3 separate regions of the Mus musculus genome follow, and all the other regions are linked to region 1. The links are chromatin loops, found by intact Hi-C in ENCODE. Cell type or tissue: heart. All regions are shown on one strand. Links, peaks and the distances in the headings refer to the core of each region. The heading gives the core; the rest is flanking DNA.

Region 1 (3,873 bases), core at 744-3,243:
GGTTTATATCTTAATATATTTGAGTGACTTCATCTGCCAAGATGCTCTTGTTACACATTTAAGATCAGCACATTTCTTCGGAATGCCAATTTCTTCTCCATAAGAAAACCAAACAAGGGGCTGGAGAGATGGCTCAGCAATTAAGAGCACTGACTACTCTTCCAGAGGTCCTGAGTTTAATTCCCAGCAACCACATGGTGGCTTACAACCATCTGTAACAAGATCTGGCGCCCTCTTCTGGTGTGTCTGAAGACAGCTACAGTGTACTTACGTATAATAAATCTTTAAAAAAAAAAAAAAAGAAAGGAAGGAAGGAAGGAAGAAAGAAAACCAAACAAAGTGGAACCTTAAATAAATATTGAATTCTAGTTAGTGATATTGCTAAAGATAAACAAAAGCAAACATTTGCTAGAGCAGAGGGGGCAGACTGCTGTGTAGTAACTATTGACAGTAGCAGGGAAAGTTGCGCTTCATTCAACTGTGCAGAGGTAACTGGGCCTTTTAAGACGAGAATGAGGGCTGGGCATGGGGGCACACACCTATAATTCTACACTCAAGGCGGAGCCAGGCCGATCTCTAAAACCCTGGATTACATGGTGACATGAGACCTCTTCTAAGACACGCGCTCGCACGCGTGCACACAAACACACACACACACACACACACACACGCACACTCACACACGCACCAACAAACAATGAAGGGAAAATAGGAAAATAGAGAAATGAGAAACGGAATTCCTTAGAAAAATGAAAAAAATTACAAAGGTTTGGGAGCATGTTACTATTACATGGCTGTAAACTCAACACACAAGAGTAGGATTGCAAGATGAGCTGTAGAGGAAGATCTTATCTCAACAACAGTAACATAATAATAATAATAAATAATAACAGTTGGTCATTGTAAAAGCAATTACAATTTACTAGTTGGCAATTATAGAAGATGGGATTATATCTTCCCACACAAAATGGGAAACAGACGCCAAAATTTTTTGATGATTTACATTTCAAAGGAAGGGCTTTCTGTCCTGGAGGAAAACATTTCTGGCTTGTAGAAGACATATGCATATATATCTCAACGGGACAGAGGGATAATGAGTAACTGTGCGCCTGTTTAAAAGTAAATTCTTCAGGCAAGGCAGGTAGCTCTTTTCGCAGCCTTGTGCATTCACAGACAGGCGTTAAAAGGGGGCCTTGGTGCTCCGTGGAAGCAGCATGTGAAGTTCTGGCAAGCCTTTCAGGATGGTGGGTTTGCAATCATTCTGTGAGAGATCTTTGCCAGTCTCAGTAAAGCAGGCTGAAACTTTGAGGGATGAAGTGTATTGACGTCTTCACCAAATGCACCAAAACGGCAGGCCGAATACTGACACGCTACAAAACAAATAGAGCAAACATCATTGGTGAAGCCTAGAGTTGGCCACTCTTTTAACTGAATGTGAGCCAAGCACATAGCCGGTTAATATTTGTAGAACGAATGAACCATACGCGTAACTCGCTTAGAACCAGAAAGGATTCAATGAGCAAATGTAGAACCAAAACGCAGGAAGTGCGGCTCGGGAGTCGCTCTGGCCTTCCAGGAGCGAAGCTCTATGGCAGGTCCTCCGGGGCTGCCGAACCGCTCTGGCCGCTTCCGCGACGGCTCGATGGTAGGTCCTCCCCCAAGCACGAGGAGCAGCTCTGGCCACCGCTAGGTCGACTCTATGGCGCGTCTTCCAACTCTGAGCATGCGCAGGACTACCCCGCCAGTATCGCTATGGTAGCGGCGTCCGGGTGGGCCGGGCCTCGAAGCTCCTGCCCGCGGTGGGCCGCGTTTATGGAGTACTTCACCTCCCGTCTGGCATGAGCGGGGCCTCCCGCAGCCTTACGCGCCGCTGCCACAGCTTCCCGACTGTAGGCCTCCTTCGGGAACATGCCCCAGGCCGCATACTGCTACATGCGGGTCGTGGGCAGGGGTAGTTACGGGGAGGTGACGCTCGTGAAGCATCGGCGAGACGGCAAGCAGGTCGGGGACTTGGGACCTGGCCGGGGCGATGAGGGAAGGGATACGTCTAGGGCATCCTCAAATGTACAGGCCCGGAGTGATGGGCAGGGACTCTTCTCAGATAAGAGGTCAGCTTCTCAACTTCCCCTATAATAGGAGCCCCGGATTTTGTCTATTCTTCGGTATTAGTTTTCTTTATCTGCAAACCTCCTGTCACCTGAAATTTTCTTGAGAACAGGGGCCATGTGTTCCCAAAGCCTAGTTCAGGGCCACCGTGCAAGCCCTGTCTCTTGTGTAGTTTGTACTCCTTAAAAACTCATCTCAGCATCTTCTCGCCAGCACTTTCTCATGGACCCTATTTCAGTGAGTAGCTTGACCAGCCATGCAGTTTCCTAAGCTGGTAACAATTACCTTTAATGTCCCCAACGCTGGTTCTATTCCTGTCACTAGGTCAAACCGGCATCTCCACCCTAGTACAGGCCACCAGTCTTTCTGGCTAAATGCCCACTCCCCAACTAGTTCCTGCTGCCTGCTTTTTTTTCCCCTCTAACCTGTCTCTTCTACTGCAGTCATCTTTCTTTCTTTCTTTCTTTCTTTCTTTCTTTTTGTTTGTTTGTTTGGAGACAGGGTTACTCTGTATAGTTCTGGCTGTCCTGGAACTCACTTTGTAGACCAGGCTGGCCTCGAACTCAGAAATCTGCCTGCCTCTGCCTCCCAAGTGCTGGGATTAAAGACATGCGCCACCACCGCCCGGTTTGCAGACATCTTTCTTAAACTCAAATCTGATGTTACTCCTTTATGTAAATTACTTTATGCCATCACCCAGAGTCTAATGAACCAGTTCTTCAGTATTCTTTGCTATCAGGGTGGCCATAGAATGTTGTGCACAAACAGGCACAATTATGAAACTGATGAGCGATGTTTCATAGTTCTTAGTTCTACCAAGCCAGTGGCAGCAACAAGCTGAGAGAGCCGCCACCCCTCAAGTATAGGACCCACTCCTTGTGTCATATGCTAGATTCTCTGCCTAGAACACAAGCTTTCACATAGGCTAATTGAGTAGGCACCCCAGGGAACTATGGGACATTTGTGCTAAGAGTGAGAGTTTAGCTATAACAATAACCCTTCATTTTGAACAGTAATTTGCACTTCAGGAAACATTTATATATGTGTTTGTTGAAGGAGTGGGTACATGGTCTTTGAGATGCTTGAGAGCAGTATAGTAGATTGTAAAGGGTTTTATTTTTAATGGGAAGGGCATCCTATGTGGAGGACCAATGATGCTTTAACTTTATTGGGTCATGAGTATCTAATGTGTCCCATACACCTATTCAGTTCACAGATACACATTTAAGCTTTCTCTTAATGCTTGTTTATAGGGAGAATTTAGAGATTAAGGAGTTTCTCTCTCTTTAATTGGTCTAATAGTATGTTAGGTTCACTTTTTAATCATTGGTAATACTTTTTTTGAGATAGCGTATCACTATGTTGTCCATGTTGGGCTTCAAAGTTCTGGGCATAAGTGACCCTTCTGCCTTAACCTTCAAAGTGGTTGGGATCGCAGAGTCAAAGAAGTCATAAAACGCAGAGGAAAGGGTGGATTGCTCGACTGTGGCCTGGAGTGGGCTCAGGTCCGACGGATGTCAGTCGTAGAGAACTTATCTCACACATGCAAGGCCCTGGCCTTAATGCTAGCACTGAACAAAAGCGTAACATTCATGGCAAATATTTCCCCATTTATGCTGTTTTGATTTGATTTGGTTTTTCGAGACAGGGTTTCTCTGTGTAGCCCTGGCTGTTCTGGAACTCACTCTGTAGACCAGGCTGGCCTTGAACTCAGAGATCCACCTGGCTCTGCCTACTGAGTGCTGAGATTATAGACATGGACCACCC
Region 2 (3,873 bases), core at 494-2,993, 50 kb after region 1:
GAGCACTGACTGCTCTTCTGAGTTTAAATCCCAGCAACCAAATGGTGGCTCACAACCACCCCTAATGGGATCTGACATCCTCTTCTGGCATGTCTGAAGACAGCTACAGTCATACAGTGTACTTATGTGTAATAATAAATAAATCTTTAAATGAATAAATAAATAAATTAGGGCTTTCCATATGCCAGGCGTGGTAGCATATGCCTGTATTCCCAGCACTTTGGGAAGGTAGGGCAGGATTTTGAACTTGGAGACAGCATAGTCTACATAGTGAGAACCCACTGCAAAAAGAAAACAAATGTAGTACAAGTTATGAAGTGTTTATTCATTATACACACGGGAAAGAAGCATTGCATACTTGTATCTCCTGTTCTCCATAACAAGCTTATGAAGAGATGGTATAAAATAGTCATAACTTAAAATACATTTGGATTAGAAATGAAGCCATGACAATTAGATCTCGACACAGCTGTGCTATAAGAACATAGGCGGTTTAAGCTCATGTTTTGCTTATGAAAGCAATTCAGCTCATCTCACAGGAAACAAAAGCAGGTGCTGAATCATGAAAGTCCCAATCAGTTATTTTTAGCATGCCTCTTAATTTTTCTGTCCCCTGATTTCTTGTCTTCTGTGCCTAAGTCTTGAACAGGTAACCACTTTAGGGGATGGCGGCGGTAGATAGGCCATGGAGGAAGTGTCAGCTAGATCAGAACAGAGAAAAGGTAGCATTTATTTCCATTCAAGGTCTAAATGATCATTTAGTATGTCTGATCCCCAAATAACCACCATGCTAAAGATTAACAAACTAATGAGACAAAATATGTCAGGGAGTGAGAACAAGCCTTAAGTGTTTACACATACAAGTTTTAAGAACTAAAAGAAATATGAAGGCTGCGTGAGCAAAGCGAAGCCCCTGGCATATTCATTTTACTGCCTAGAGGAGATGCAAAAGACAATTAGAAAGCTCTACACCTTTATGTAGCGCAGGCCATCGGACACAACTTAACATTCTACTTTTCAAATAATAGAGAACAGAAACATTAATGGGAAAGACGAACAAAGAGGTGATTCTGGTTCTCACTGGTAGGTCCAACCAAGTCTCCTGAGTCAGAAAACTTACGCTACTGCTAATACGCAAATACCACAAATAGCTTACCAAACAGGAGAAAGCAAATCCGGCCATAACTATGTAGACAGTCCACCCAAACTGTTCAGCCACGTACCCGTAGATAAACCCAACTATCTGAAAAGAAACAAAGTATATAAAATGCACTCAAACCAAGAGAGGCGGGGTTAAGAATTAAAAGTAATGCAATACTTACTGCAGAAAAAAGAATGATCCCCTGAAACATCTGTTCAGCTAGTTTCTGCCCCTTGTAATCCTAGGGACGAAAAAGAAGAGGACGAGTTGGTCCTACTGCCAAAGGACTGCAATTCTCGTAGGGAACTCAGCGTTGGCATAAGGCAGCATTCAACACCAGGAGGGCCCGAGAGTAAGGAAGCAAACATGTAATTTCCCAGGGAAACTTGGGCATCTTAACAGACCACGGGAAAGGGGATCTATTCTGGGGAAGAGAAGGGAAAGTGAAGCCAATCTTAGGAGTGGCTCCGGTGAGGGTGAGGGGCTTAGAAGTCGCTAGGCTCCAAAGAGAAGTGCGGGGGATCGGGGACGCGCGCCCTCACCATCTGGGTGGGCAGCGAACTCAGGTGTTCCAGCATGGTTGCTGAAGACCGATACCGACAACGAAACGGACGTAGCCGATTATTAAGGAGTAAAGTTTGCGGGGGTCGATATCGAGAGCAAGGCCGACCAGCCGAGCGTTTCACTTCGGCCGTGGCCCCGGAAGCGGATGTCTCCGAGGGGCACGGACAACCCCTGGCCCCGCCCCGCGCCATCGACAAGGGAGGTACGTCTCTTAGCTTTCCTAGAACCCTGTACACTGCTCACGAGGGCTGGGGCAGCGACCTGGCCGGAGCATCGTGCACCGGTCAGCGCTCCTGGCCGCCCGGAGCTGTAATTGCGGCAGGAATCACTTGCGGGCTGCGCCTCCCCAGTTTAACGGCCGCCGGCGCGCTCCACGTCTCCATAGCGACGGCCTTTACTCGGGGAGGACCCGGGCGACGGGGCTGCCCCGTGGCGCCTGCTGCGCCTGGCTTTCTGGCAGAGGGAGGCACAGTCAAACTAGGGGTTGTGGCCCTACGTGGCTGCTGCAGAGCTCGCCGGCCAGTGGGCCACGGCCAGAGAGCAGCGGACGCGGACGGCCCGGCGGTGGGCCGGGGCCTGGGGCCTGCGGAGCGAGCGCTGAGCTGGCGGGGCGGGCTGGGGCGTGGGCGGCGGCCACTCCTCCCAGCGCAGGTAAGGGCGACTGCGCCCAGCCTCGGAAGGCGACGATTCGTCTGACGCGGCTCTAACCTGACCTGTCAGTGCGTGGCGGGATCCCCGGAGCGCCTCACCACGTCCCCATCACTCCTAAGCGTAAGGAGGCTACTAATGATCTCTAGAGTTAGGGAAGATAACGAAGCCACATTCTCCAGGGAAAGGAGACTGCCTCGGAGAAGAGCTGCGAGGCCCAAGTCGCCCCACATCTCGTGGATTGAGCTTCCGTGCCCCTATGTAGAGGGTCCCAAATTCGGCCTAACTTTTTGGTTGCCGGTTTCCATGGCTCATTCCCAGGCCAGTCCCTCTTGGTAAAGACCAGCCAAGGGCCGGGCGTGGTGGCGCACGCCTTTAATCCCAGCACTCGGGAGGCAGAGGCAGGTGGATTTCTGAGTTCGAGGCCAGCCTGGTCTACAAAGTGAGCTCCAGGACAGCCAGGGCTATACAGAGAAAACCCGTCTCGAAAAACCAAAAAAAAAAAAAAAAAAAGACCAGCCAAGGGGTTCCCTTAACCCTGTCTTTCAAGGGTTGTGTATTTCAAAGCGTGAGCCCTTCCCTCATGACTGAGCTAGATGGGGTGCCGAATTCAGACAGACCATTCTGGGGATCCCATCCTCTGGGGCCCGCTGCCTCTGTGGACTCTGCTGTGCATGCAGTCAGGCACAGATGGCGAGATGCTAGACACTCTAGACTGGGAGGTGAGTAGCCGATGCCAGCATCTACACATCCATGGAGCTACCAACCCATTAGTTAGTTAGTTAATTTTGATTAGCACAGTTGTGACTTAGAACTTGGAAACTTGGAGTGTGTCAAGGAAGATGTCCACATCACTCCAGTAATGTGACTATTGAATTAGCTGCGGGGGGAAAGCACCTATGTGATAGAGCTCTGGAAAGTGTAACCTGGGCTTTGGGGACGTTTCCTGATCGTGAAAGACAAGTGGGGCATAGCCAGTTAAGTGTGTGAAAATGTCCAAGTGTTCTTGTGCTTTGACACCATTCAGAAAAGTACAGACCCCCTTGACACTTCGGACCTTAGAGCCAGTACAATGAAAGACTACAACAATCTTCAAGGGTCTTTTTTCTTTTCTCCTTCCCTACACTTTCCTTAGTACATATGAATAGGCTCTCATTCCTCAGGGTTGTATCTCTACCAGTGCACTTCATAGGACGGGAGTTTGTTTTACAGACCATATAGTATTTGAACTATAAAAAGATGGAAAAACAAAATGGTTTTGCCTTGTTCCTTTTGACCCAACAGCTCCATAGGAATCTCATGCTTTTCCATATTCTGGAATTTAATGTTAGTGATGATTAAGATTGCAGTAAGAGCTCTTCTTTATTGGAGATCTGGACTCCTCCTGGATTAGCAAATCCAGGACTGTTCCACAAATGTCACATGCTTGCTGCATTTCTGGAAGGGATGGCCTTAGGTGACAGGATACAGCAGTAGAATTACATTTTCATTTAACTCCTTGTTTCTGTGGAACTTAGATT
Region 3 (3,873 bases), core at 617-3,116, 67 kb after region 1:
TTGCTTTGGAAACCACATATATCATTCTACTGGAGCTTTCAGCCAGCAAAAATTACCTGCTGTTTCCTTAGTTCAGCTTCACGAAGAAGAGCCTCTTTAAAGGGAGCACTATTTGGAACACCTGGGTCCTTCCTAGGCTTCTTGTGACCCCGTTTTTTAGCTTCCTTCCTTAATTTTCGATGATGTTCTCGGACCTATTAAAAACAGCTCTATGAGGTCGGAAGGCACTTGCCTTGGTTCAATCCTCAGTATTAATACAAAAGAAACAACTCGCCCTACAAAAATACATAAGCACTGAGAACTTAGGGAACAAGCCAGCCTATCCGCAATTTATAATGGATGTGAAGCACCCTAGAAAAGCAGAACTTCAACTGGAACTATACAGGGAATTAACATGTACACAAAAAACAGAAAAGTGTTGCAGCTCTCTGTAAAGATGCCAGTGTGCTAGCTTGAGGCTTTCGTTTACCCTGTACTTTCCCACAGCTGCAGTCTGTCCAATCCTATACCATGACAAGAGCCTTCCCCACAGAGATGAAGAAAGCCATGTTAGCACCCCACTTGCTATGGGCCTCACAGAACACTTACCTTTTTTTGAATTTTATATCGCTTATGGCAGGTCATACGTTTACTCGCTTTCTTTAACTCTGCCAAAACAAAGAAAGAGAAAGACTGCACACATGAGCAGTGAGTGTTTTAAATTTCTCACATCACCTATATGGATGTTTTGCCCTCTCTTGTCAGCAGACCAACCACGTGCATGTAGTGTTCTTGCAAAGGAAGCCACAAGAGGGCTTCATCACTTGTCCTTCTACAGACAGCATGGAGCTGCCACGTGGGCTGGGACAACCCTGGGTCTTCACTCCATACCCAAAATGTTTCATTTACTTATTTTGTGTGTAGGTCTGAAAGCAATTTCCAGGAGTCAGTTCTACCTATCATATGAGTTTGAACTCTTGACAGTAAGGCTTAGTGGCAAGTGTTTATAGCCATATTCCTGGCCCTCAAGAGATTGTTTTATCAGGCCATGGGGGCCTACAACAATAAGGCTATCCCGGGCAACATAGATCTTGCCTCAACCGTCCCTGCAAAGTTATGCAGGGTATTTAATGGAAATCACACCACAACGCCAGTCAATTCGACTCGGTGGACCCACAATGGAAGCAGCTTCTAGAGGAAAGCACTACAAATATCAAGGTTTCTTTCTTTATTTTTATTTTTTCGAGACAGGGTTTCTCTGTGTAGCCCTGGCTGTCCTGGTAGACCAGGCTGGCCTCGATCTCAGAAATTCGCCTGCCTCTGCCTCCCAAGTGCTGGGATTAAAGGCGTGCGCCAACACGGCCAGGCTCTTTTTTTAATTTTTAAGCCATGGTTTCAGTATACAGCCCAGGCTGGCTGCAAACTTTCTATCTTACTGCGTCATCCTTCGTGTACATGATTAGGGCGCGTGCCACCAAGGCCGAAAGACCATGGTTCTGAATAGTTCTAGGAAAACGGCAGGCTCGAAAAGAGGCTCAAACACGTTAATCACAGAAATCTGGCTCGGTTTTCCTCTCAAGGGCTTAGCTCTCCTGCTATACAACAGGCCAAATTTGGGTCTGGGCCTTCTAAGCATCAGATCTACGCGGAACTCATCAATGGCCTATGGAGAGTCCTCTCCCTCCAGCCACAAAGCACCACCCGCGCGTTTCGCTCCCGACCCCACTCACTAGGCCTCTTCATCCTGGCCGCGGACGCTTCAGGAGCAGAGGAGGTCTCGGGATCACCACGACTTCTCGGGCGCCACGTGCGAACTGGAACTGCGGTTCAACGTCACGCGCTCCAGGACCTGCCGGAAAGTGTGTCGGGGCCGGGCCGAGTGCGCGCGCACACACATACACTGTCGCGCCGAGCCGGGCTCGCCTGGCGGCCACAGGTTGGATTTACGGCAGCACTGGGAGGGGTGAGGGCGGTGAGGGCGGCGGGTGCCGGAGAGACGGCCGCGGCCAGAGGAGCGCTAGCAGCCGTGGCGGCCACGGGGCGGGGCTCGGCGGTCGGGGACCGCAGCCGGGGCTGCAGGCGGCGGAGCGGCGGGGTAAGGCCGGGCCCGGGGCGGGCGGGGCCGCCCCTCCTCGGCCGGCTGCCGGGCCTTTGTGTCGGCCCGGGCGGGCGGGCGGGCGGGCGGGAGTCGCGGCGGAGGCCCCGCCCCGTGGTGCGGACGCGCTGGTCGGGCAGGGCGCGGGGCGGGGCGCGGCACGGCACGGCGGCGGGGCCTCGGGACAGGGCCCAGCAGCCCGGCCGCACCTGCCGCCGGGACAAAGGCAGAGCAGGGCCCGGAAACTCCCTTCGCTGCTCTTTCCCGCCCGTCGCGGGCCGCCTTCAAAGCTGTCAACGTTTCCTTTAGCCCCAGAACCAGTGACAGGTCGGGCGAACTCTTCTTTTCCTCCGCCTCTCAAGGCCTCTTTTTTTTTTTTTTTTTTTTTTTTTTTTTTTTTTTTTTTTTGGTTTCTTGTGCGTTCGGCAAAAAACTCCCTATTGAGTTTTTGTTTTTGTTTTTTTCTTTCCCAATGATCGCCCAAACGGAATATTTTTTTGTTTTTGTCAGAGAGACTTACTTATTTACAGGCTAGGTACTTAAGCTTCTCATTTGTACCGTCACGACGAGTTGAGTTTTTGTAAACTGTATTTTCTGGTTTTAAAAGTATTTTCCGTTTCAAAATTTTGTTTTCTGAAGAAGTGAGTCTTATTTTAAGAAAATTTGATATCAAAGGGGGGACAAAAATATAAAATTCCTGGAAAACAAATGACAAATACACAATAGACCGGATGTAGGAATTCGAGGACTAACTATAGAAGCGTATGGTGGAATATGCTATCTTAATCCAAACTTTTCAAAACTTACTGTAGGAGCCAGGCACAGTAGAAAACACCTGTTCTAGCTCTTGAGTTGGGAGTATCGCAAGTTCCAGTGTACTTGGGTTACATAGTGAGACCTGCCATTAAAACAAAAAAGTGGTTATACGTTTCTTTCTTAACCCATTTGGTAGTAGGCTTTTCCCCCCAAAGTAATTCAGAAGCATATTGGATTCCAGATGTTGAGGAACATAGCTTTTGCTTTAGTAGTTTTTAAGATCCAAAATGAAAGATTGGAAAGTATCCTCGTTTATCTTTGAAGTGGCCTTACTTTGCTGCTAGATTTACCTCAGACTTCTGGATCACCCGCCTCAGTCTCCTGAATGCTGGGTTTACAGGCGTGTGCCACTGCTGGAGGGTGGGGGAAGTGAGGATAGTAACTGCTGAAGACATGTTTGGGATTAAAACAGTAACACCTGTATGTGCAGATGCACCTTAGAGTGTGAAACGTAGCTCAAGTACTAGTGCATTCCCCAAATCCCCATGCTATAGACCCGTCTAGTAGACTGTTAGGAAGACATCAGACATCATGAAAGAGAGTGCTGACTTGGTTACCTCTTCATTTTTATATCACTCCATTTATGGGAAAGATAGTTGGGTTGAACTGTAGTTGAGTTGGTAGAGAATCTGGTATATTTGTGAAGCACTGGGTTCAGGTCCGTATACTACATAAACTGGACATGGTGGTACATGCTATCCCAGCATTTAGCATGTGGAGGCAGGAGGCTCAGAAATTCAAGCCCTGAGTTCAAGACTAATATGGTATGGATGAGACCCTGTTGCAAAAAGAAAAGGAGAGAAAACAACAACAACAAAAGATAACATAAGGAGTAGGTAAATATTAAAGGCTCTGAGTGGCAGTGGTGAAGGTGGTTTTCCTGTGAGAAGTAGGATGGTAATTGCCTACTTATTACCACAATTTTTGTTTTAAGTATTTGTTACAATGCTGAATATTACTAAAAAACACAGAATACTAAAAGT

The links. Peaks named below come from ENCODE experiments on the same cell type or tissue, not always from the same donor. Only the 100,000 strongest peaks of a DNase experiment are listed, where the experiment ranks them.
Region 2: it touches region 1 in a loop (4-fold over the local background); 7 of 42 quality-filtered maps call a loop at or near these places.
Region 3: a loop joins it to region 1, with 11 times the contacts of the local background. A loop is called at or near these places in 7 of 42 quality-filtered maps.

The regions. Positions count from the first base shown.
Region 1 is chr14:30,949,718-30,953,590 of GRCm38, forward strand. Nek4 (NIMA (never in mitosis gene a)-related expressed kinase 4) reads left to right here and starts at 1,660. Exons shown (of 15, transcript NM_011849.3): 1 at 1,660-2,001. The coding sequence starts at 1,909. Gm41121 (a long non-coding RNA gene) reads right to left here and starts at 1,717. Exons shown (of 2, transcript XR_874490.3): 1 at 1,485-1,717; 2 at 715-1,370. In heart, for the core only: a CTCF peak has its summit at 1,683; a DNase peak (open chromatin) is centred at 1,704; H3K4me3 peaks cover 1,710 bases; H3K27ac peaks cover 1,300 bases.
Region 2 is chr14:30,999,522-31,003,394 of GRCm38, forward strand. Spcs1 (signal peptidase complex subunit 1 homolog (S. cerevisiae)) reads right to left here and starts at 2,145. Exons shown (of 4, transcript NM_026911.3): 1 at 1,684-2,145; 2 at 1,323-1,382; 3 at 1,157-1,243; 4 at 305-701. The coding sequence starts at 1,896. The coding sequence ends at 576. It overlaps Glt8d1 (glycosyltransferase 8 domain containing 1), which reads left to right and starts at 1,912. Exons shown (of 10, transcript NM_029626.2): 1 at 1,912-2,476. In heart, for the core only: a CTCF peak has its summit at 1,496; DNase peaks (open chromatin) are centred at 1,880 and 2,120; H3K4me3 peaks cover 2,295 bases; H3K27ac peaks cover 1,539 bases.
Region 3 is chr14:31,017,220-31,021,092 of GRCm38, forward strand. It overlaps Gnl3 (guanine nucleotide binding protein-like 3 (nucleolar)), which reads right to left and starts at 1,912. Exons shown (of 15, transcript NM_153547.6): 1 at 1,710-1,912; 2 at 589-647; 3 at 57-194. The coding sequence starts at 1,722. Pbrm1 (polybromo 1) reads left to right here and starts at 1,919. Exons shown (of 33, transcript NM_001081251.1): 1 at 1,919-2,074. RefSeq lists an enhancer at 2,622-2,650. In heart, for the core only: CTCF peaks have their summits at 785 (motif pointing right) and 1,906; a DNase peak (open chromatin) is centred at 1,892; H3K4me3 peaks cover 2,500 bases; H3K27ac peaks cover 2,500 bases.